Linked DNA regions of Homo sapiens: regions 2 and 3 are each linked to region 1. A link is a loop called in an ENCODE intact Hi-C map of the cell type or tissue named here. Cell type or tissue: heart right ventricle. All regions are shown on one strand.

The links. Peaks named below come from ENCODE experiments on the same cell type or tissue, not always from the same donor. Only the 100,000 strongest peaks of a DNase experiment are listed, where the experiment ranks them.
Region 2: it touches region 1 in a loop (3-fold over the local background); 24 of 110 quality-filtered maps call a loop at or near these places.
Region 3: a loop joins it to region 1, with 15 times the contacts of the local background. A loop is called at or near these places in 75 of 110 quality-filtered maps.

The regions. Positions count from the first base shown.
Region 1 is chr15:51,159,718-51,167,717 of GRCh38, forward strand. The region is part of intron 1 of MIR4713HG (MIR4713 host gene); the gene reads left to right. Among named protein-coding and RNA genes, the nearest start is that of TNFAIP8L3, 69 kb to the left of the region's middle. In heart right ventricle, CTCF peaks have their summits at 3,328 (motif pointing right) and 3,529; a DNase peak (open chromatin) is centred at 3,304; H3K4me3 peaks cover 441 bases; H3K27ac peaks cover 696 bases.
Region 2 is chr15:51,270,293-51,278,292 of GRCh38, forward strand. All of the region lies in intron 1 of CYP19A1 (cytochrome P450 family 19 subfamily A member 1), which reads right to left. It overlaps MIR4713HG (MIR4713 host gene), which reads left to right. Exons shown (of 3, transcript NR_146310.1): 2 at 7,691-7,758. Among named protein-coding and RNA genes, the nearest start is that of MIR4713, 32 kb to the left of the region's middle. In heart right ventricle, no CTCF peak of the experiment used is centred here; no DNase peak of the experiment used is centred here; H3K27me3 peaks cover 3,435 bases.
Region 3 is chr15:51,377,282-51,385,281 of GRCh38, forward strand. GLDN (gliomedin) reads left to right here. Exons shown (of 10, transcript NM_181789.4): 2 at 168-219; 3 at 6,155-6,172; 4 at 6,504-6,611. Among named protein-coding and RNA genes, the nearest start is that of GLDN, 40 kb to the left of the region's middle. In heart right ventricle, CTCF peaks have their summits at 4,108 (motif pointing left) and 5,700 (motif pointing left); a DNase peak (open chromatin) is centred at 4,070; H3K4me3 peaks cover 364 bases.

The DNA.
Region 1 (8,000 bases):
ACCCTGCAAATTATGTAGCCGGTCCTGGGAAGCAGTGCCCACTCTCTGCTCTTAGACACTGGAGGCTGAGTGAATGTCAGGCCTGCCCCTGGCCAAGTTGTAAGGTAGAGACACTTGTCCCTGGCCCTTCGTCTGGCCTTTCTGAGTCTTCACCCATCATTTCTTGGAGCTAAGGCCTCCTGCAGACACTGGGTGCTTCTCCAGAGTGTGCCACCATATCCTCCTAGGTGTGCCTGCCTCTGGCGTCACACCATGCACCACCAAGACTTTCCCAATTCTTTGTAGTGAACCTACCTCTGTGCTTGTCCATGCTAGGGGCTTAACATTTATTCACTAAGGTGATTGACTAAATATGTGATCAAATAATATGCGATGAAAGCAGCTCGACAGAGTGTCCGGTGCCAAGGGCACTGGCCTAGGAATCCAGTCTGGGCTCTGATCACCTCACTTCCCTGGACCTCCTTTTCCCATGGAGTAAAAGAGGTGCTTGGTGAGATGGCTGGAGGTCTCCCCCAGCACTCGCTCTCAGACACACCTTGCTGGTGCCTCTGAAGTGACATTGCCAGGTTCATCTCAGCTGACAGGTAAGCCCTGGGTAAGATGTCTCAGCTGATCAAGTGGACCAGAGGGCACATGTGTTCTCCCTGATAGACCTCTGAGGACCCACCCTTCAGAGGGGGGCAGGGATATGGTGTGGGGGCTGAGAAGATGGATTAGGGAGGAGATAAAAGTGGTGTAGGGATGGGAGCAAGTTTCTAAATTCCATTTGAAGTCAATTTGCAAAAGCAGAGACTTGAGGAGCACTCCCCACCCAGAGAAACACCTAGACTGTGAGAGACACTAAAAGTCTATCTAGAATTCCACATTTACAGTGGAGCCCAAAGGAACCAGCTGGGCTCCTGGCCCCTGCCCTCGGGGACTGGCAGCTGAGTGGATGCCCTCCCATGGCACTGAGCCGGCTGGGCGGACACGAGTTTGACTGGCTCTTTTGTCTATAATATGTATCACTTTGCTGTTGAGGCTTTCAAGTGAAGTCATAGAGCAGTTACTGGCAATACCATCTCCTTTATTCCGAGGGGCTATTTATAGAAATTCTTGCTCTTAAGTATATTGGCAATATCTCCTCACAGGAGGGCCTTCATCTCGGCTCACCCCCGGGGGAGCTCTCAATTCCCTTAGTTGTCTTGCTTGTGAAAAAGCAATTTTAATTTCCCAAACAAATTTCCCAAACCTCTAGGGGAAAAGAAATCTATTTCCTAGTAGATTTTAACTGAGCGAGGGCTAAACTGGGGGAAGCAGAATTGTTTTTCAGTTTCCTCTGAGTGAGGTCTCTGGGTCTATGTCCATCCTGTAGGATCTTGTTTGAATGGGAACCAGGCTTCTTAAGCTATCTGTTGTGAATCATTCCCTGAAAAGCAGACTCTGAGACAGATTTGTGTGTGGAAGTTTGACTGGAGTATGCCCTTGGGATCAACATTGGGAAGACAGAGTTGGGCCGTGATGCAAATGTGACAAAGGTTTCAGCCAATCCCACTGGGGGTCTGGATCTAGGATGGTCCCTCAGAGTTTTGCTGTACGAAAACCAGGGGTCCAGGCCTTGCCCCCTGCATCTACCCATCTATTAGATGTGGATTGTCTATGGGAAGGGGTTATCTATTGGAAGGGGACATATCTTTCGGTGAGGCAGCTCTCTGTAACTGAGAGCAAGTTGAAAGTGAGCAAGATGAAAACTCATCTAAGCCATCATCTGCCAATGCCACAGCTGGGAAATCAATGCCTCAGTCCCACAACTCACACTGTTCGGTCCACACAGTGACTTGTAGATATGAGCCTTGCTTCCAGAGTCGGAGATGATGACAATGGCTGGGCCCAGACAACCCCAGCCAGATCAGTGCAGCGGCAGGGGAAATGAGACTCAAAGTGACTGCATGGGATTGTATTCATTTGAAACCTCATTATTAGTTCTTGTTGCCTCAGGGAACCTCAGGAATGTTAAACCCACATGGTGGGGATGAACATATGGCCATCACATCCAGTGTTGTGGTTGGAATCTGGGTCATTATTGCCCTAGCTGTGCACCTCCTTTCCTGGGTGTGCAGAAGGACCAATGTCCCTGACCCCTAACTCTTCCATAACTCTGTGCTTTTTCATTTGCCATTCCCTCTGCCCAGAATGCTCTCTGCTTCACATTTCCTTCCCCCTCCTCTTGCTGATAAACTTCTATCCATCTTTCAGCATCCAGTATGAATGTCACCTTCTCTTGGGAACCTCCCCTGGCCAGCCTCTCCCTGCTGCCCAGCAGAATTGGTCTCACCCTCTCTGGCTCCCCAGACACTCATTAGCCCAGCCTTAGGCAGCTGTCTCCACACCCTGGGTCTGCTGGTCTGTCTTCCTCATGCTGAGCAATTTAAGGTCAGGAACTGAATCCCACCCCTGTTTGTATCTCTGAGCACAGGATAATGCAGACTCCTTGGATGAGCTGCATGGATGCAGGAGGGAACTTTGAAGGATTTTGAGTCAAGGAATAAAGGAGAGAAGTCAGGTTGAGGAGGCATGGTGGATTGAACTGGAAAGAGATCATGCTGCTCAAGCCCAGCAACGAAACTATTTCTTCTTCTCCACCTGGGCTGCCTATTTAAAGCCATCTGTAAAGATGTCCTCTCCTGATTCCACTGGCCATACTGGCCTCTTCTCTCTACAATGCTGCAGCTGCAAATAACAGCAGTCGGTGTCCAGTCAAAACGTGTCGAATAAATGAACGAATCCAGAATTCAGGCCATAAAGGTCAGGGCGTGGCTCCAGGAGGAAAAGGGGTGAAAAATATTTTTTTGGCTTTCTAGACAGGCCTAGATGACAGGCCTTAGTAGCTGGAGAAGTAGCATGGTGGCATGTCATAGGTGAAGGCAGGGTTGGAAAGCCAGAAGAAAGAACCAGTTTCAGGTTGGGACCTAGAATATGGTCAGCTCAAATGGTCCATATACTGGATTGAATGTTGAAGTCAACAAAGCAGGACTGTGGTTAAGGGGAATATATGAAAATAATGTTGGAGAACAGACAGGGATCAGGACACATGGACCAGCTGAGACCACACCTGGTCTTAATCTGTGATGCTTCACTCTAGGTACAAATGCTAAAAGCAATGTTTGAAGATCTTTTAAATGAGATGTGCTTCTAATCAGAAATGACACGCAATTGTGGGTTGGCCTGCTAAGACTGCTTTGGCCCCTCAGTGGCTGTCACATGTCTGTCCTTGGTGCAATGTGACTGGGGGCTCCAAGTGCCTATGGGGAGCCTTCTCCGCTGGCTCCCATTTAGCAATGTCCACTAGGTGGCGACAGAGACTCACTTGCCTCCCCTGCAGAGAGCCTGCTTTTTTGAGATACAAAATTAGCCTCACAATATTCCAGCTCTATAAAAATAGATTCCTCTTTGAAAAAAAAAAAATCCCATAAAACTTCATTATATAAAACAGTGGAAATCTTAGCAAAGATATCGTCAAAGAGTGGAGAAGCCATTTAGGATAAATATACAAACAAAAGATCTAATTATCTCTTTTATCTAAGCAGGCACTATGCAGCCTGATTTTCCGTTTAAGAGCTCATGACTCATTGGGTTCTGGCAGTTTCTCTTTCGGAGTTCTGTCAATCTGTCTCAGCTTCTCTCCTGTGGTTTCATGGAGTTTATTTCTGCCTTTTCCTGAGGTTTGGGACACTACACCGTTTGTCTCTTTCCTCCTACCTAGATTTCCACACAAAACAGAAGCAAAGCCTTGCTCTGCAGGTTGCTTTATCAACCATTGGAAGATGGACAGAGGTTTTTTTAAGCTGTGTGAACAGAAGCAGACAATTTTACTTTGTTATTTTCCCCTGTGCTACCCAGATAGCAGCAGCCACCCTGTAGTTGGCCACCCCCAGGGGCCACAGCCAATTATAGACGTTTCTGTCTCCCAGCTGTGGAACCTCAGGCAAGCCTTTGAACCTCCTTGATCTCAGCTTTCTCACCTGTAAACTAAGGATTAGCATAACACCTCCCTCTTGAAGTTATTTTAAGACTGGATAAGGAGAGGGCAAGGGAGACCGAAAATTGCAAATCACTTTACAAATGTTGTACATCAATAGATCTCTTTTAAAAAGGGGCCGCTCTTGAAGAAAAAGTTGATTAATTTTTAAAAGCATGCTAGCTTTGGAGGGTTCTTGTGGCAAATGCGACATTTGAGGAGGATCCATCTTTGCTTACTGAGTGTGGAGGGGCATGCTCTAGCCCCTCCTATGGAGTCAGGAAGCACCCCCAGTGGCCATTCTGTGAAGAAGCCAACGCGGTGCCCTGAGTGCCTTGTGCCCAGGATTATGTGCCCAACAGCTGCTTCACTGGGAGGAGGCCATTATGAAATCAGTGGTTTCCTGAAGCTGGTCGTGTCCATAATTAAAGAATGTTAAAACTCCGTAGTTGATTTTCCACTTCTGTCTCTGGCGGAAAGCAGGCTATTAATTGTCCCGTTAAACCGGGGTGGTGATGGTCAGCCTAGAGTCCAGAGCTGGCTGAGGCTGGAGTCTACATGGCTTGTGCTGGGCACTACCTTAGCATGGAGAGCACTTTTCACTGCTGTGGGCTGCTGGGGTCTGCCACACAGCATGGCCGTCCAAAGTGCTGAGATTACAGGTGTGAGGCACTGTGCCTGGCCAAAAAAAGAGTTTTTTTAAGGCAGTGCAACGATTGCAAAGGCCACACCCCAAGTGGATGTATGGTTATAACTTTTGACAAGTACTGCAAAATCTTCTTCCATATCTCACCCCTCTATCTCTCTATCTCATCACTAGTATTAACTGGGGCTGATACAGTTAATACAAGTGGAAGCTGTTTTTATTTTTTCTAAGATTTACTTATTGAATAGTTATATGTACAGTCTAAAAGCCAATTTGCTGAATGTTCTATTAATATTTCATTCTATCAAGAAAAGAAAAAAGAACTGCCTGAAGTTCTTTTTGGTATGTAGCCTGAGATTCATTTTCTACCATTATGGTTGGTGATTGTTATAAGAAAGAAATTAAATTCTCTTCCTCCCATTAAGTAATATGCTTAGAGAACCTATAAACCCATTTAACTATATATAAATAGCAATCAGGCAGAAGACAAGATTGGAGAAAAGAATCCATTTGTAATAGCGATGAAACAGATAAAATACCCCCCAAATAAATTTGTCTGCTGATGGCCACGGCTCTCTGAGGAATGGTATTGAGTTTCTCAGCATCACCAGAAGTATTGTTTTCTACTTGAAATTTGAAAGTGTAGGTGCAATAGCACATTGCTACTTTTTTTTTTTTTTGAGACGAAGTTTTGCTCTTGTTGCTTAGGTTGGAGTGCAATGGCACAATCTCGGCTCACTGCAATCTCCGCCTGCTGAGTTAAAGCGATTCTCCTGCCTCAGCCTCCCATGTAGCTGGAATTACAGGCACCTGATACCATGCCTGGCTGATTTTTTGTATTTTTAGTATAGATGGAGTTTCACCACGTTGGCCAGGCTGGTTGCGAACTGCTGACCTCAGGTAATCCGCCTGGCTCAGCCTCCCAAAGTGCTGGGATTACAGGCGTGAGCCACTGTGTCTAGCCCACATTACTATATTTTAATGAAACTTTAGTATACTCATCCTAAAACTCCACATCCATGTTGCTTTATTGTAAAAAAAAAATGTCCAGAAATGGCAACAAATGGGGGCTGGCTCTTACAGGACAGGGCAAGAAGACACAGTGGTCAGCTCTTGTGAAAAACATATTAAAATGCTCTTTTAAGCTACGCAAAGAAAGGAGACACAAAAGAAGCCTTAAGCAATGGAAAGGTCTACTGTTTGAACGTTCATACTTGGGAAGATTCAATATCATGAAGATGTCAAGTCTCCTTAAATTAGTCCAGAAGTTTTTAGGCATGTCAACTGAATCTAAAGTTCACATGGACAAACAAGCAAGCATATTCTTGGACAGAAAAATTGTGAGAAAAAAAAGAGTAACGAGGAGGGAAACATCCTACCAGATATTGAAACATATTATAAATCTATAGTAATTAGAACAATGTGGTACAAATGCATGATTAAATCAATAATACAGACTAGAAAGTCAAACCAAATACATATGGGAATTTAGTATACGATATAAACTACACCCTTAGGGAAAATGCGGACTATTCATTTAATGATATTGAGACAAGTGGATCATCTTATTAAAAAAAAGCTGGATCTCAGGTCTTACACCAAAATAAATTTTAGGTAGATTAAATATATAAACATGAAAAGGAAATCATACAAGTAGTATATAAAAATGGGAGATTTAACTAATAATATCAGAATGGGGAAGGCTCTTCTAAGAAACCACGCCCACACACAAATTAGTAAATTCGACAAAACAGAAACAACAAAAAATTTTGTGTTAAAAGTAACACTAAATCAAAATGAAAAGATAAAAGGCAAACACAAAATTGACAAGGATGCTTGCAACTTGTGTAACTGATAAAGGGCTATTTTCCTGAATATATTTCTCTATTCTATAATTACTTTCTTTAATATATTTTAAAAACTTCTGTAAGTAAGTATGAAATAGACAAATGATAAGAACAGTTATCAGAAAATGAAATACAAATGATTCAAACATGAAAAGATGCTCGAGCTCAGTCTATAATAATAGACCCTTAAAAGTATAATGAAATATCTTTTTTTAAACCCCTATCTGATTAGCAAAGACCAGCAAGTTGGAAAAACAGAGGGCTTTTTCAAAGATCAAGCTTGTGAGCCAAACTAAAGGATTCTGTGCTTTCAAGAATTACACTGTTTAGAGTTTGGACTTTTTGAAAAAAATGTACATGTCTATGAAATAAATTGGCCTTTTAAAAAAGAGTTTGCAGCAATGCTGAAAGTAGTGGCCAAAAGCATGATCAAGAGATAGGATATTCATCTAATCTCAAACCATCTCCCTACAAGCTATTTATCAATTACAAAGTGAAAAATACTAACTGCACAGTGGTGAATCCAGGTAGCCACCATCCTGTCAGGAAGCCCAAACCAGCCACCTGGGGAAGGACTGGGGTTCTCGGCCACACACAACACCCAGTGCTGTCATGTGGGTAAAGGAGTCTTCAGATGATTCCAGCGTTTAGCCTTTGAGTTTTTCAACTAAGGCCCCTGACATCATGGAGCGGAGACAAGCCATCCTTGATGTTCTCTATACAAATTCCTGATCTCTAGAATCCACAAGCATAATAAATGGCTGTTTAACGGTGCTGAGTTTGGGGGTAATTTGTTATGTAGACAAAGCAAATGGAACAGGGAGTGTCTGCCAAATTTCTCCACCATGTTACCATTTTCTCTTTTGTAAGTAATAAGTAATTTGAGGGGAGATGCATTGAGACTGTAAATATTCTGTTTCTCATCAACCTTTCACCCTTATCAAACTAGTTTTGGCAACCACTGATGATTTTCTAATTCTATCATCCCTTCTATATTTATTAGTTGGCTTTTTTTGTTTTTTTTTTTTTTTTTAGACAGAGTCTCATTCTCACTGTCGCCCAGGCTGGAGTGCAGTGGTGCAATCTCAGCTCACTGTAACCTCTGCCTCCCAGATTCAAGCGACTCTCCTGCCTCAGCTACCCGGTTAGCTGGGATTACAGACATGCGCCACCACGCATGGCTAATTTTTTTGTATTTTTAATGGGGACAGGGTTTCACCATGTTGGCCAGGGTGGTCTTGAACTCCTGACCTCAAGGGATCCGTGTGCCTCAGCCTCCCAAACTGCTGGGATTACAGGTGTGAGCCATGGCACCCCGCCTAGTTGGCATTTTTCTATCAGTGTGCTCTCAGGGATTCCTATTTTATTCAGTGAAATAGAATACATTATTATAATTGATGCTCAAATTGTCCCAGATGTAGAAGAGTCCCTTCAGTGGCCCATGGAAGTTCCTTCAAGCTAATCCTGGGTCCTATTGAATGTTCCCCATTTCTCACTGAGCATCTTCTTA
Region 2 (8,000 bases), 110 kb after region 1:
CCTGAACTGAAACCTTGCTGAATTCATTACTAGTCCCAGTAGTTTGGTCTCTGCTTCCTCCCCTACCGCCTTAAGCAAAAGCTTTTGGGGGATCCCGGTGCTCTGGTAAAACTGGGATGTGGGTAGCTGGAGCTCCTCCAATCAGTATCCCTATCCCTACCTGGAACCCCTTCACCCTAAAAACAGCTTCTAGAAGTTGCTGAAGAAATCTCATACTCCAAGTAACACAGTATAACCAGCCACTGTTCTAGGGAAATTGGTATTTACTGAACACCTCCCCCATATTTTATAGGCATCTTATCTCATTTGAGTCTTTAAAATTAAAAAAGGAAACCACTGTGTGAGATAAGTAGAAGTAGCTCCATTTTAAAGATGAAGAAGTAGAGATTAAATCTCTTTGACAGGGTCTCAACAGTTGGTTTCTTTCTGAGGAAAGACCAAAATCCATCCGTCTGACTCTAGAGTTCATGCTCTTTCCTCCCACCGCAAGCTGACTATCCCCAGGCTACACAGGCAGACAGATTCCAAAATGGGTTTCTGCTGAGGCCCAAGTCTTTAGACCGACTGTCTTGTGTTCATTCAGCACGTGGCCCTGTGGGTCTTGAGGCCTGACTAGGCTCTGGGATTCCACCCCCACAACAACTGCCACCCAGTCTGGTTTCCTAGGTTCCTGTTCCTCCCAAATTGCTTTCTGAGGGTATCAGTGGCCTCCCTCTCACCCTGTCTGATGAACTATGTGCAAGTCTAAGCATTTTTTTTTTTTACTTCTCTGCTGCCTTTGCAGAGAACGTCTCCTTGGAACCACGTGGCTCAGTTTGTTTCTGGTTCTCTTCTCACATCTCTGTTCACTTCTTATTCATACTCTGTCCTGATTCTTTTTTATCGCCCTCTTCTTAATCACCCAGGTCATACAGTCTGTGGTCTCCAGATCTTCTGTTCTGTCCCTCTCTCATTCTTAGAGATGCTCTTTCAAGCACCTGTGGGAGCAATACCCCTCTAACCAGGCCTGCGAGTCACCTAAAGTTCTGACTACCCAGTTAACCCTAATGTACCCATAAAAAATTATAACACCTTGAAATTTCTAATAGTTTAGCATCCAAATGATGTTTTCCAGATCGTTCCCCTGTCTTCCTGTACTCTCAGAAGAGTACATCTTTTCTGAGACCCAACGTGTCTTGATTTATAGTTTGGGTGACATATTTAACATCTCCAAGGAATACTCTCACTTGGGTGGACAATTTACAAGATCTAAACCTTGTTGACAAACTAGCTCCACCACAGTTCTACCTAACCAGGTAGCTAAGCCTTAGACTTCTCTTTAGTTCTAGGGATCCCACCATCCTTTTGGTTTTCTTTCCTTCTTCTCTTCTCCCATATCTACTCACTGAGTCAAGCCCATTGTTTTCTCTGAATTAGTCTGAGGTCAGGCTGTATCCTCTGTGGCTACTGCCACTCTTTGATTGATTAGTCCAAGGATTTCCAAAGACTGATCTTCTAGTTCATATTATCCCCCCATCAGGGTCAATGTTACTTTGACAAAAATCTTTTCCTCTGGCACTTTTTACATAATAGGTGTTCACAATCTGGTGATATTAAAAAGCCAGCAGTGTTTGCATCAGCAGATTTTGTACCAGTTCTTCGTTATCTGTTCACTACATCCAAACTCCTTTGCTTGGTTTTTAGGATTTTCTACTATTGTCCTATATCACCAAGTTCATTGTTTATATTGTGCCTCAGTGTGGAACTCCTTCATCCAAGAGAGAAACACCAGGCTGGCTGACACTTTTGCACAACCCAGCACTCTCTCATCCATGCTTGTGCCCATTGTATTCTACACACCGTGAGTGCCAACTTTCTGTCCATCTTCGATTTTTCCCTTCAGTTTTAACCTCAGCCATATCTTTTCCTATCCTCGTATTTCTTCTCCAACCCTTCCCAACCTTCAAGATACGTGTTCCTGAGTAAATCTCTTGTGTGCTATTAGACTAGCCCCAAAGAGCAGAAGTTCTCAAATGTAACTGGAAATGAGCTTCATTAGGCTATGAGCTTCTTCAAGACAAGGATCATGTCTTATTTAACTTTATAGCACCAGCATCTAGACCAGTGCCAGGTACATCGTTTGAGTGCAATAAAATATACATTTTATAAACAAACACCACTCTATGGTGTTGGCCTCATTGGCAGAAGAGTTTGAGCTTCCTCATCTGGAAAATGGTGCTCAGAATATCGACATCATAGGTAGTGAACACTAAATAAGAAAAGCTACATGAAGGTCTTAGCACAGAACCTGGCACAGAGAACTGTATATTAATGAGTTCGTACCTTCACATTATGTTTTTAGAACTGTCATCAGAATTGCAGAGTTCCTATAATTGCTCCTCTACAGCAGGGTAGTTTTGCTAGAGCCTCCTCTAGAGTAGTACCAAACTCATGTATGAAGTTTGTAATTATTATAGGGGAAAAAACTGGCCCAGCAGGAGAAAAATCCACAAGGACCACTGCTTACAATGCCCCTGGTTATGATTTTTGGTGTGGAGTTTGGCTGTGACAGTTGAGATAGACAGATATGCAGATATACACTGATTCGTCTTTTTCAGGGATTCCATAAATGCATACTCGGTTAGGACAACAGGCTTCATAATGGGAGGGACCATTTTTCCATTTCTTTCCTCACTTTTTTTTTTGAGATGGAGTTTCACTCTTTCGCCCAGGCTAGAGTGCAGTGGCATGATCTCGGCTCACTGCAACCTCCGCCCTTCTGGTTTCAAGCAGTTCTCCTGCCTCAGCCTCCTGAGTAGCTGGGACTACAGGTGCACGTTACCACACCCAGCTAATTTTTGTAGAGACAGGGTTTCACCATGTTGGCCAGGCTGGTCTCGAACTCTGGACCTCCTGATCCACCCACCTCGGCCTCCCAAAATGCTGGGATTACAAGCATGAGCCACCACACCCGACCCCCTTCCTCACTTTTTATACAGGAGAGAAACTATATGATCAATAGGCAGAATAGTGTTTGGACACTCTGATGTGTTCATTTTAACACTGAACCTTACATGTTTATATTCAGCAGGCAAAATAAAAATTTTTAATCCAGGGAAGCAGTTAGTTAAATCACTCTCATAGATTTAATAACTTTCATAGTTTTGGAGTGGCAGTTATCCCTAATCTAACTATGCCTTTAGTTTTTCTATCTGTAAAATAAGGGTAATAGTCTACTCTCACCCTCTTCTTAGGAATAGCAACTATTATGGTACAGAGGAAAGAGCACTGGAATGGGAGTCAAGAGAACTGAGCTCTATCCCACCTTTGCCTAGCTGCACAGCCCTTGGGAAAATCACTTCAACTCAGGCCCCTCACCTCCGAGAAGTCCAAACTAAGCAACCTCTAAGTCAGTTCCCAGAGTAAGAATGCTATGCTTTTTAAAAAATGACAGCCGGCTGCAATGGCTCATGCCTGTAATCCCAGCACTTTGGGAGGCCAAGGTGGGTGGATCACCTGAGGTCAGGAATTTGAGAATAGCCTGGCCAACATAGCAAAACCCCATCTCTATTAAAAATACAAAAAATTAGCCGGGCATGGTGGCAGGCGCCTGTAATCCCTGCTACTTGGGAGGCTGAGGCTGGAGAATTGCTTGAACCCGAGAGACGGAGGTTGCAGTAAGCCAAGATCATGCCATTGCACTCCAGCCTGGGCCACAGAGTGAAATTTTGTCACACACACACACACACACACACAAAAGACATAAGTGGCCCTCTTCTTCTACCCAGAATTGCCAGATAAAAGGAGACTTCCTTTGCACCAGGTAGAGAGTGGGACTGGGCACGTGCTGTCCACGGCAGGTGTGTGGTGTCAATGTGCCAGCCATATACATCAATAGTACCACACACCAGGCAAGAACTCAAGCAGGGTGAACATGTCTGTTTGGAGACAAGGACCCTAGGGAAGTAGAGGCATGAAGATTACTTGCACAAGGATTATTACCGATTTTTGTACAAAAATTGAACCTATTACTGGGCATTCTTTTCAGACTTCCTGAGCTGCCCATCAGCCCTCTGACTCATGACTAGAGGAATTACCCATAGATATCCCTGAGTGGGGAGGGAATGGAAAAAGAAATGGGAGGTTGCCTCTTATGCCTCTTGGGAGCGTTATTCCCTCCTCTGAGGATGAACTGAAGTGTAACAGGTGAAGAGCTCTCTTCGTATTCACTTGATGGTCATGCCAAATGCAAGGCAGACCACCTCAGAATCTGTATCTGCCTACAAATACCATCATATTTCCCAGTTGTATGAAAGAGCCACAGTGTTTCTAGCCAAAAGACTTGAGTTTAAATCCCACCTACATGAACTGTCTGGCTTTAGGCACGATGCTCCAGGTGTCTGAGTGATGGAAGGATCACAAGAAATAGAGATGCACAGAGTGTTTATTCTAGGACTGGCTACAGCCTCCCTGGCCCTCGCTCCTGTATACATCATCTCCTGCCCAAATACTATTTAGAAGAAGATTTTTTTTTAATAAACTCTCTAAGATTGATCCCTTTGTCAGGGGTATTTGAAGAAGAAAGAAGGGGCAACACCATAAGCCAGAGGGGACAGCATACCGAAATCCTGCAACGCTGGGGAGAAAGCTCTGCTTTCTCTATTGTCATCTCACCCCCACTCTCAGGCCTGCCCCAGCCACACCTGGGCTCTCCCTCCTTCACCTTAACTTGGTGACATGTCACTTGGCCCATTCTGGATTTGGCTTCCGCTCCGCTTGTGGTTTGGCTTCCACTCTGCTTGTGCAGTCCCTAACTGTTGTGGCCCGTGTCAGGGTGGGAGGGGACATCCAGGAAGCCCTGTTCTCAGAACTGTTCACACAGAAAGGGAACCTCAAAGAGTCCTACCCCACTTCACTTGGGATGTGCATCATGGCAAGAAATGGTGCCATGGCCTGTGGCCACCACGGCCACAGCCTAAATGAGCACCCACCTCTGGCTCATAGCCAATGGCAGCCTTGAAAACACAGGACCTGAGTCACTCCACCCAACAGAACCAGTGGTTAAGGAGTCTCTTCTGTGAAAAGATGCCTAAATCTTCACCTCCAGCCCTACTCAGAGCTTTTGCTTTACTAAGACCAGAGGGATTATTTAGTGTCAGTTTTAAATTGCTACTTGTGCCATTCTGACACAAGGAAAATGCACAGGCTTGGGAGTCAGACTGTCCTGGGTTGAAATCCCAACTTTGCCATTTACTGTTTAGGTAACATCTGGCAAACTGCTGGATCTGGCTTAGGCATGTGTGAAATGGGGACACGGAGACTTCTGGACAGTTGCTGTAAAGGTTAAGCAAAACTGCACGTTGTAAATTGCCCAGTCCTCGTCAAGCACCTAACTCAAGAGTGACTGCTCACATTTTTTTTTCTTGTTTCCTTCTCACCAGAGAAAGACTAAATTATCCCAAGTATGGTTTATTTATAAGAGTTCAAAAATTCTGCTGAAAGGCCAACCATGTAGTTATTGAACAAGTTCCTGCCTGATTGTTTCCGTTCAGGTAGTAAAGTGTCCAAAGTAAATGGATTCATTTGTAACATAGATCGCCCCTACAGCAGGACTGCTTGACAGTGTGCCTGCTAGCTGCTGTGTCCCCCCGGCCAGCCCCACACCAGATTCCAGCCTGAGGTTTGAAGGAAAAGGGCCGTCAAGTTTGTCTAGGACTTTTAGACGCTAAATGAAGATTATGATGGAAACTGTCCTTCACAAAATTAAAACTATCCTTTTTCCTAGGAAGCTCTCACTGATAGAGAGGCTTGTTTTGATTTCCAGATTTATATTGAGACCATTTATATGCAGGCATGTGTGTGAATGTAAGTGCGTGTCTCAGAAATAACTAATCCTAACACAGCAGAATGATTTGGCTTAGTCTATAGCAGCCAGTCTAATCAGAGTATTTCATAGTCTATCTCACATCTTGCAGGAGTTTGTCCATCTTCGTCAGATGGCTCATTATGCCAGCCAAAATGACAAGCTCTACAGGCCCACTGACCCCCTTGTTTCCTCATGTATAGATAAAACTCAGAACACATGAACTCGAAAGACACAGTGACTCGATTTGCAAAGTCCCAAAGAACCACTGCAAAAACTTAGCTGCCACTTGCAATATAAATGTTACCATACCTTTGCTTTCATGTTAACTACCCTTCATATTTTAGGAAACTACAGTACAGTTAAAACTGAAAACATATCCAGACATAGCAAACACAAGTTACATCTTGTAATTATTTATGCAAGTTCCTTAACTTTAAAGCCACAAACCATTTCTACAGTAATTACCACACTGCAAGTACATACAATTTTAGTTCTGAAGGACAAACCTATATGCTTCTCTGTGATTTCATAGTGCATTGCTTTAAAAAATTTCTGCAATTCAATCTAAAACACCCAACTTTCTAACTTCAAGCAAAGTCTCCACAAAAATGAATTCTTCCTGCCTGAAGTCGGTAGCAGTAACAGAAATACAAGTCATAAGCAGCTTTTAAAATCAAACGTAATCATAATGTGCTATTGAGGTGCCTTTGCTTAGAGGAGCAACTGTAAGTCCCAAAATTTGTGGGATTGTGTTGGTTTTGAATGCCCTGACCCATTACCAAGCTTTGTATTCAGACAAAGCATCCCATTTTCTGGTTCCAAGAGAATGTCAGCATACAGTTCAATTTAAAGAGGTATTTGCACCTCTGAAAGGGCACAAAAAAAAAGAGAGAGAGAGAAAGAGAAAGAAAGAAAAAAGAAATAAAGAAAGAAAAAGAGAGAAAGTGGTACAAGCAGTTCTTATAAAAAATAAAACTATGTGTCACTATTTCAACTTGTCTTTATTGAAACTGCAATTTTCTAGTCTGTTTTCTTAGATCTGCAGTATCTCTGTGTAACACTGTTTCCAAGCTCAATTAGGAGGATTTTTATTTCATCCCCATAAAATATCTCCTTTTTTATGCCCTTTGAGTGCCCCAAGTGGGTTTATAATTACGCAATCTTTATTGAAGGAGTACAGATGAAGTAACAATTCTCATTTCTAATTCCAATTTTCTGGAAAGACATTTAAGTCTTCAATCCCTGGGTACCTGAAAAAAGCAAACAAGGTACAGATGCCTGTAATTTTTCCTATTTTTAGTTTTGGAACGAATCTTTTCTTACGGCAATGAAAGCAAATGAAAAAACCAGTCCTTGAACACTTGCAACAAAAGACTATCACTTTCTACTGGAATTGACATTGGATTAAAAAGCTAAAGTTTGAAAGTAAAATTATTTTGCTACTCTTTAAATATTTAAGCAGTATGAAAATAAATTAGAAAATAAATACGCGTATTTCCCTAATAGTGCACACCACTTGGGTGACATTCTGTATACTCCTATTTTTGCCATGATGTGGATTTTTTTCCCATCAAATGAAAACCTACAGAAATAAATTCTGAAACAGATAGATTGTTCCCCTCCTTCCATTCTCATGCCAATGAAATATTTCAAGTGAACTGTTTTCTGATCACAAATATCACGTTTTTTTAAAAAAATCAAAAAGCAGTTATTTAAAAGAATACATACTATTATTAAAAGTTAGTCAAGACCAACTAATAAGACCTCAAAAATGAACATATTTCAAAGAATTTTGTTCTCTTCAATAGTTGCATGAGTTTTTTTTTTTTTTTTTTTTTTCCCCAGGAAAATGTGCAAATATCAAGGTTACCTGGGTCTGCTGGTCACTTCTAGTTTTTGGACTCTTGAAGATGGTGAGTTTTGCTAATGATGCGCGGCTGTTTAAGAACCAGGTGGCTTTTCTGGCAATCACTCTTCGTGTGCCATCTTTTATAAAGGTGCTTCTTGTTGCTAAGAGATCAGTTGCTTAGAGACCAAACCATTAAAAAAATATATATGTCAGGGGCCAACATAAATTATAGCCAAATTTTGTCATTTCAGCTCGCCCCCTGAATGTTTGGCTTTTGTAATAGATCGTAGCGTACCAAGAGAAGCT
Region 3 (8,000 bases), 220 kb after region 1:
ACTGCAGCATCACTAGGTGGGACATCACTGCGTTTTCCTTGAACTTCCGCGGGTTCTCCTAAAGTTACTTGGTGACTTTTTATGATTGCTTTCTGCTCGTCTGAATAAAGGATGAGCCCAGGGCCTGCTGCCCACTGTCTGCTCTGATGACCCTCTCTCCCCTGCAGATCCGAGTGATGGTGGACCTGTGCAACAGCACCAAGGGCATCTGCCTCACAGGTAGGCTGGCCGCTGAGCAGAGCCGCTCACACAACAAGGACTTGTGCCGCTGAAGGCCCGTGGCAGAATGAACGCCTAGGGACACTTTGTTATAAAAATACATGTTGGTTTACTTTTACCAGATGTTTTTAATGAGCTGAAAACCCATTGTAATATGATTATGAAAAATAATATTTTCAGTATTGCCATAGAAATATAGCCATGGAAAATAACTAGGACTTGGGTAATTAGAAACGTGTGGTACCTTGAACCAGAGCCACAGATTATTTTCTTATTCCCATTAGTTTTTAAAAGGGGAAAGAAAGGAAGGGAAAAGACCTTGCTAATTAATACAGTTCTTTTATCAGAAGTACTTATTGGCCAGATTGGCCAGGTGTGGTGGCCCAAACTAGATGTTGCGGAGTGCTAGAGCAGTCCCCTCTGACTTTAAAACATTACCATGAGACCTTGAAGCCACCTGAAGCTTTTGCTGGATCTCTCAGTTGATGGTCCCAGTCTCTGGGGAGGCCGGGCTAGAGCTTCTCAGGGTTAAGGAACCCTGCACAGTTTGCATCAGGTTGTAGGAAGCCTAGCCTTTTTCCCCAATATTTCCCCCACCTCCCTCTCATTACCTGCCTTGCATTAGGAGTGCAATGTGAGTTTGCTGAGTGAATAAACCTGTGAGTATATGGGTATGTGAATGGAGGTGAGATGGTAAGAAAGAAACTCCCCTCAGGAACCCCACATCCAAGTCTGACTCTCTTTCACTTATTTTGGCCTCAGAGAGAAAAACTATAATTCTGTGACTTCTTGGGAAATGCTAATTGAATAACTCAAGTCATATTCCGGCCCTCACTGAAAATTAAAGATCTTCAGAACAGCTTGGTCCTTTACTCTGAAACTCTTGTAGCTTAAGCATCTTTCTTCCATCTCTTGAAGTCCTTTTTCAGAGTTACATGCGACAGTAATGAGTGCTAGAGAAATGGATGGATGGAATTACAGGCACAAAAGCCTGTTGAGAGGCACAGGAAAAGCCTCTTCCTTTTTGATTTTTTTAATATAGACCTGAGAGCCAGGCTGTACAGTGAATGCATGGGACGGAGCTATTGAGACCACTTAGGAGAGATTGGCAGAGAGTGGGGAACGACGTCTGCACTGGAAGTGGGTTGAGTAGGTTTTTCTTTAGCACTTTGAAGTGCTTTTCAAAAGACAGCACCTTCTCCTTTCATGCCAGCTTGAAATTGGGCCTCCTTTTGCACAGAAAGTTCTTCAATTAAAATTAGATGTGAAAAGTACAAGTTGCAAAGTGAGAGGATCCTTTGGGATAGACCACGAGGCCTGGATTGGGGGCAGGGTAGTGGGCAGCAAGGTGAGTGACAGGACCCAGGAATGAACTGGGTAGCTTCAGAGGGTGGACACAGAGCATTGGTCTCGAGCCCTAAGAGGATGCCTGGCAGGAAGATGTGCCAGAGCAGAACCTGGGCTTGGGGACTGGGAACAAGGTTTAGCTTCCCACTGGATTCATCTTTGAAAAAGCAGGCACTCATAACTTGAGGCTAGTCCAGCTGTGACCAGGTAACCTGGCTCCCATTCCTCTTCCTTGCCCAGCTGTTGCTGCTACGGCAGTCAGGACAGATGCTATGTGATTCTGTGCAACCTTTAACATCTCAGTTGGATCGTGAGGGTAATCCCCTAGCTAGAGTAATTAGTTATTCTGCTAGTACAGAGTTTGTCAAACAACACATGCTTTTCTGAATGCATCTTACTCTGGAGCCCAGATTTCCTTGGGGACCCAGAAGCATATCTTCTGGGAGAGCAGGCATCTTGAAGAAGCCATGTTATTGGGTTATTCTTCACTCACTGCATCCTCTTCGTGTGTATCTGTTAGAAAATATCTAAATCATCATGTTACTGAACTGCGTATTGGGGCAGAAGCACTACACATTCTCCTTGCAGCCAAGTGACCCTAATCCAGTTATGATACGTGTCTCTAGTCTCTTATTCTATGCCTAGGCAAATATCAATCACGGATCAATGCTGCTGAGCACAGCCTCATAGCATTCTTTTCTGCTGTTCCAGAAAGCCAGCACTAATTGACTGGAACTGGCACTTCTCTCTGCAGACTGATTTGTTTTTGGTGTTCATGGCCATCACAGACCTCAAGTTTACATAACTGGGGCATTGTGAGCCAATTTTAGATTTCAAGGGAAAAAATATCTAAGTGGCTCAGCTCTTATCAAGCATCCACCCAATTTTAATCGATTCTGGTTAGGAGTGTGGGATGGGTACAGTTAGCATGAGCTACATAATTTGCAGGGCCCAGTGCAAAATGAAAATGCAGGGTTTCTTGTCCAAAAGAAGCAGGAAAAAGGCTTTCTTCTTTCTTCCACAGTCTTGACCTGTTTTGGTGTGAGTTTTTATCTGCTACCTAATGTCATACTCCATGAAGCATAGAATACTTATGGGGCAAGTACAGACCCTCACAGGCACCAGGGATCCTTCCCTGTGACTCAGGCACGCAGGGCACCACTCAGCCCCACCTTTCCTGCACTTGTGCCCCAGCCCCTACCAGAGTGGAAGGTGGCAGAAGTTACTGATGGGGCAAGGAGTACAGAGGACACATCATGGGGCAAGGGAGCAGGTGGCAGTTCCTAGGAAGGTGGTGGGAGTTGGGACCCCACCAAGCCCCCTGTGCATACTTTATTGACCCATTGGACTTCACTTACACAAATTCAAAGACAAGATCACTGGGAATTTCTAGACGGCGACTGCAGAGCATTAAGCCCACACCTGAAGCCCCCTTGTGAGGTGAAACCCTATGCACCTGCATGGGTGGTAGGCCCAGGACACCAGCCCTGCATGCACTATTAGCATGATCATGGATGTCTGCACATATTCCTTGAGGATGTGCTATTCAAGAAAGGGAGAAGGGTCAGGAGCTGAGAAACAGTTTTCTAAACACCCAGTTGGCACACATCATGGCATTTGACATTATTTGACACATGTGGGAGCTCTTCCAGATGTCAGGCCCCTGGAGAGCCAGGCTGGCATTCTGAGAGGACGGAGGACATCCCGCCATCACCATAACTCCCTATGCCTCAGCACATTTTATGTCTGCCCGGACTGCTGAGCTCTCTGGGGCTGTCTTCCTTTCTCTTCTGAAATTCTCTCCTCATCTAGCTGCGGGGAATTAGACCTGCTGGATTTCCTCCTCCAAGTGTCTTCTGACAACTCTCTCTTTCCTGGTGCCTCTTCTCTCACTTGCCTCTCCCCAGGTGGGGTGTGGCCCTCCCGCTCTTCCATCCCCAATTCTAGCCTAGACTTTTTACTCTTGCCTTAAGACTAGCAGCTCTGGACCTTTTTAGGATCAAGAACCCCTCTAAGGATCTGCTGATGGTGACTGATTCTTTTCCCAGAAAATTTTCACACCACATCAGAGGGCCCATGACCACCTCCATTCCAGTCATCTATGATGCTCGGATAAAAATGCAGATTATTGGGCCTCACTCTAAATCCAAACTGAATTAGGAACCCCAGATGGGGCCTGGGTATCTGCATTTACTAGGCATTGCAGGCGATTCTGTGGATTCATATGAGAGGAACTCTATCCATAGGGCATCAGTGGAACTCTTGCAGGACACCCTAATCTAATCACCACAGTGAGAGCCTTGGCCACGGCTAACGTGTCCTGAATATACAGCTTCAGCCGGGAGCTCTCACCAACAGTACTGATGCATGGACGTGGTTATCAGACTGTCGTGAGAACTTTTGAAACCTACTGTGTACAGGCAAGTCTTGTGTCTTACAGTCAAATTATTCTTTCCACCAGTCTCTATATCCGAATTTGGCTCCCTCTGTCGTCGCGAACGATGATTAATTGATTTCCTCTGACCTCTGTTAACTGGCCACCTCACCCCCTTCCCAGTACGTGTTCGCCATCTGGTGGTAAAGTCATGGAGACACAGGCTGTACTGACCCTAGAGAATGTGGTACCATTTTAGCCAGCCATTTTTGCCCAGAGTAGGACTGTTATGTATTGAAAGCATATCCTCAAACACCTATTTCTCCCAAAAGTCCCCACGCCTGTCAAAATAGCCTCTATCCATCTGTATTGCAGGCCCCCTGTTATCTGAATGTCCTCCTCCTTTGCCTCCTACCCAATCAGATGTGGATTCTTGCTCATTCTGCTGAAATACCTCTTGAATGTCTAGCTTTCTCTACAATTCTACAGTCAGCTCATTTATCCACAAGCTTGTCACTGAGTTGACAGCTACAAAGATCCCCTAGGGTTTTTTTTTTTTCTGCAATGCCCATCCTCCATGTCTCTCTTCCTGTCTCTGTGTCACTGTCTCTCTCGTCTTGTTGCACCTAGTTCTATCCATCTACCAACGACAAAGAGGCTATCAAACCCACACTGCTTTCACAGCATCATCCCCCTGCCTAAGAACCTCCCATGGCTCCCTCCTGCCTCACAGATACCATCTACACCTCCTGGTTTGACATTCAAGTGCTTCTGCCACCCACCATACCCAGGTCCTTCTTCAGCCTCATCTCTACACACTTGGCCAGTCCTCTAACTTCCTCCCACCCTGAATCTTATAAGTCCCCACCTCTGTACCTTTACTCCTGGTGGCCCCTTCATGGAATGCCAGACCTCATCTGCTGCCATCTTAAGCCCCGTTTCTTCAATGTCGTGGCTCCAGGATCATCTTCTTGAGATGCCTTCTCAGACCACTGCATGCCCACACTTCCCCAGTACCCCTTGTCAGGGGTATGGGAGTGGAGACTTCACTGTAGCTCTCTCATACTGCATTATGGTTTCAAAGAGTCCATCTTTCCCACGTAGACTGTGAACACAACAGGATACAGGCACCAAGATTTCTTGGTGGAGTTTGATGCACATAATAACTGCTTAGCAATGCTTGTTTTGTGAATGGTCACAGGCTTAGATTTATGGAAAGACCTCACCATTCCAATATTGGTAATCATTATATGTGGTCTAAAGAGGCGGGCAGATCACGAGTTCAGGAGATCGAGGCTATCTTGGCTAACACAGTGAAACCCTGTCTCTACTAAAAATACATAAAAAAAAAAAAATTAGCCGGGCGTGGTGGCGGGTGCCTGTAGTCCCAGCTACTCGGGAGGCTGAGGCAGGAGAATGGCATGAACCCAGGAGGCGGAGCTTGCAGTGAGCCGAGATGGTGCCACTGCACTCCAGCCTGGGTGACAGAGCAAGACTCTGTCTCCAAAAAAAAAAAAAAGAAAAGAAAAGAAACAAAAGGAACTCAAGTGCTCATGTTACAACCTCATTAGCTTGTCTGAGTACTCAAATAGAATAGTCGACAATAAGACACCCCTATTTGTGGGAGCAAAATTCATGTGAACCCCTTAGATCCTTGAGTAATTACATGCTAAGGAAGGTATTTGTTACCTGATCTGGGCTCTCAATTTTTCTCAGGCTATTTCATGTAACAAAAGAGAAATCTAGCCAGCCAGCTTTCACTCCCGACTCCCCCCAGTGGCTCAGATGAGACAAGCTAGCTAGATTACAGCACTTGGAGAACTCCTGGGACGGCCAAATCTCAGCCCCACAATGACAGCACCATCATTTGCTAACCCCCATGCTAGGGCTGCACTCATGGCCACCAGCATTGTTACTGGCCCTCCGTTTATTAGGTTGACTGCTTGAGAGATGACTAATTTATCAATCTAGAGTGAGGACAGCTCAGAAATTAATCTTGGTTCATTGAAACAAGCAAAAGTGGTTTGATTGGCAAATGGGTCTTTGTTGAATTGCTTTAAAGGGTCTTTTGGCCAAATATAACGAGTTCTAAATACAAGGTGTCAAATCCATTGCTTAGGGTCAGTAGATAATTAGGAGATTTGAAGGTCGGGGGTGCTCTTTGTTTTCTGGGTTCGGTGCTGGTTTCTCAACTAAATTTTTTTTCCGTTGTAGGACCTTCTGGACCACCAGGTAAGAGCCCATGGATTTTCTAGTTCAAGGGGAGGCTGTGGGTGGCCAGACCCTAGGATCTCCCTGTTGGGACAGATGCGGGGAGGGCAAGAGCCTGGAGGCAGTCCTGGCTGTGTGTCTCCTTCTTTGTGCCCCTCACCTGAGGCTCTGCCATCACCATCCCCCCACTTGGCACTGCTTCAGCCAGAGAAGGAAGGAAAGAAGTGGGAAAGGATGTGGAAAAGGAATTGATGCCTGCTCAGTTTCACTGGTAAAGGAAATGACAGTAACTTCAGTGAATAATTTTTTTTTTTTTTTTGGTTAATGTCCCTGTTTCTGTGTTTTGATGCAGGACCTCCGGGAGCCGGCGGGTTGCCAGGACACAACGGATTGGATGGACAGCCTGGTCCTCAGGGCCCAAAAGGAGAAAAAGGAGCAAATGGAAAAAGAGGAAAAATGGGTATTTTTGGCAACTCTTCTAATTAATTTCCCTGTTATTTATCTCCATGATTGCATTTGGGTCGACTAAAACTGTGTGCAGCAGGGGTAAGGTGTTTCATCTCTGCACAGTTTAAGGCCGGTTTAACTCTTACCTAGAAGCCATTGCGTTCCGGGATACCAAGGGTATACTTCTTGGTCCCACCTTGACAGATGTTTATTTCAAACTGGAGAAGCCGTCTCCTGGGAACTGACTCGCACCCTTCTGCTGCAGATGGGAGGTGGAAGGAGCAGGAGCCCACAGCCCTGGGAGGGGCATTCTGTGGGCCGTGTGACAGCTGGTGCTGGTGCATGCTCTTTCGAGGCTCAGCTCCTGCCTTGCCCTCTATTGCCTCCTCCTGCCCAGCGAATCTGTGTTTGGTTGAAAATCAATGAACTGATGTTGGCCCCTGGTAAGGCATTTCTTGGCTAGAGGAATAGCTCAAACTGCTTGAGTGGAAAGGCAGCATCCTGGCCTCCCTGTGGCCGGCACTCAGGTCAAAGGGTCTCCTCTTCAGGGGCTACAGGATAACTATGAAGATATGGCTGGCATCTCGGAGGAGCTTCCTTTGCCCTGTTATGAGCAGGCCATCACCACTGGAGAAAAGGCCCAGAAGCACCAAGGCACGAGATGTGCCCAGGGAGCAGTAAGAATCAGGGGCTGGTGCAGGGCCTGGCAGGAGGCTGGGGCACAAAGGGGAAGATTCTGAAGGGCTCTGAGCACCAGTCCTGGGGAGCCGGGGTCAGGGCAGATCCACCTGAAGAAAGCTGGCACATGCTGTGGTGGGAGCTCAAAGACAGAGGGTAAGAAACTACTCAGGAGGCTCCTACGAAGGCCTGGCTCTCAGCCACCCGTCAAAGCCACTGCTGAGGGCAGAGGGAGGTTGTTTTCAGCCGGAGACTCCACTGCACCATCTTATTTTCAACCTCTTGGCTCTGCTACCCAAACTCACTTGGACTGGCCCTGGACGAGAAGAAATGGTAGAAAATTCTTCCAGACAGCAATTACTCCTTTGGTCACCTCCACTCTTATTCTCATTAGCAATTGAAGTAAGGGCCAGTGGAGAGGGAAAAATTGTCGAGCACCTCTGACACTTGGCAGTGCCTACCTGCTTGTGTTCCAGAGGGCAGCTTCAGAGAAAACGGGCACACACCGTCCAAGCCAGCTCAATCCTCAGAAGGCCAGTAATTACCATTGGAATTACACAGCAGCAATGGATCGTTCATATAGGATAATAATTATAATTATACATGAGCATCGCTGTAGAATAATGATGCCTATTGGCTTATCCTGGGAAGACTCCAAAAATGTGATTCAGTCCTGAGGCCTCGGCAATGGGCATGATGAGGGCAGGCTCAGGGGCAGGAGGGC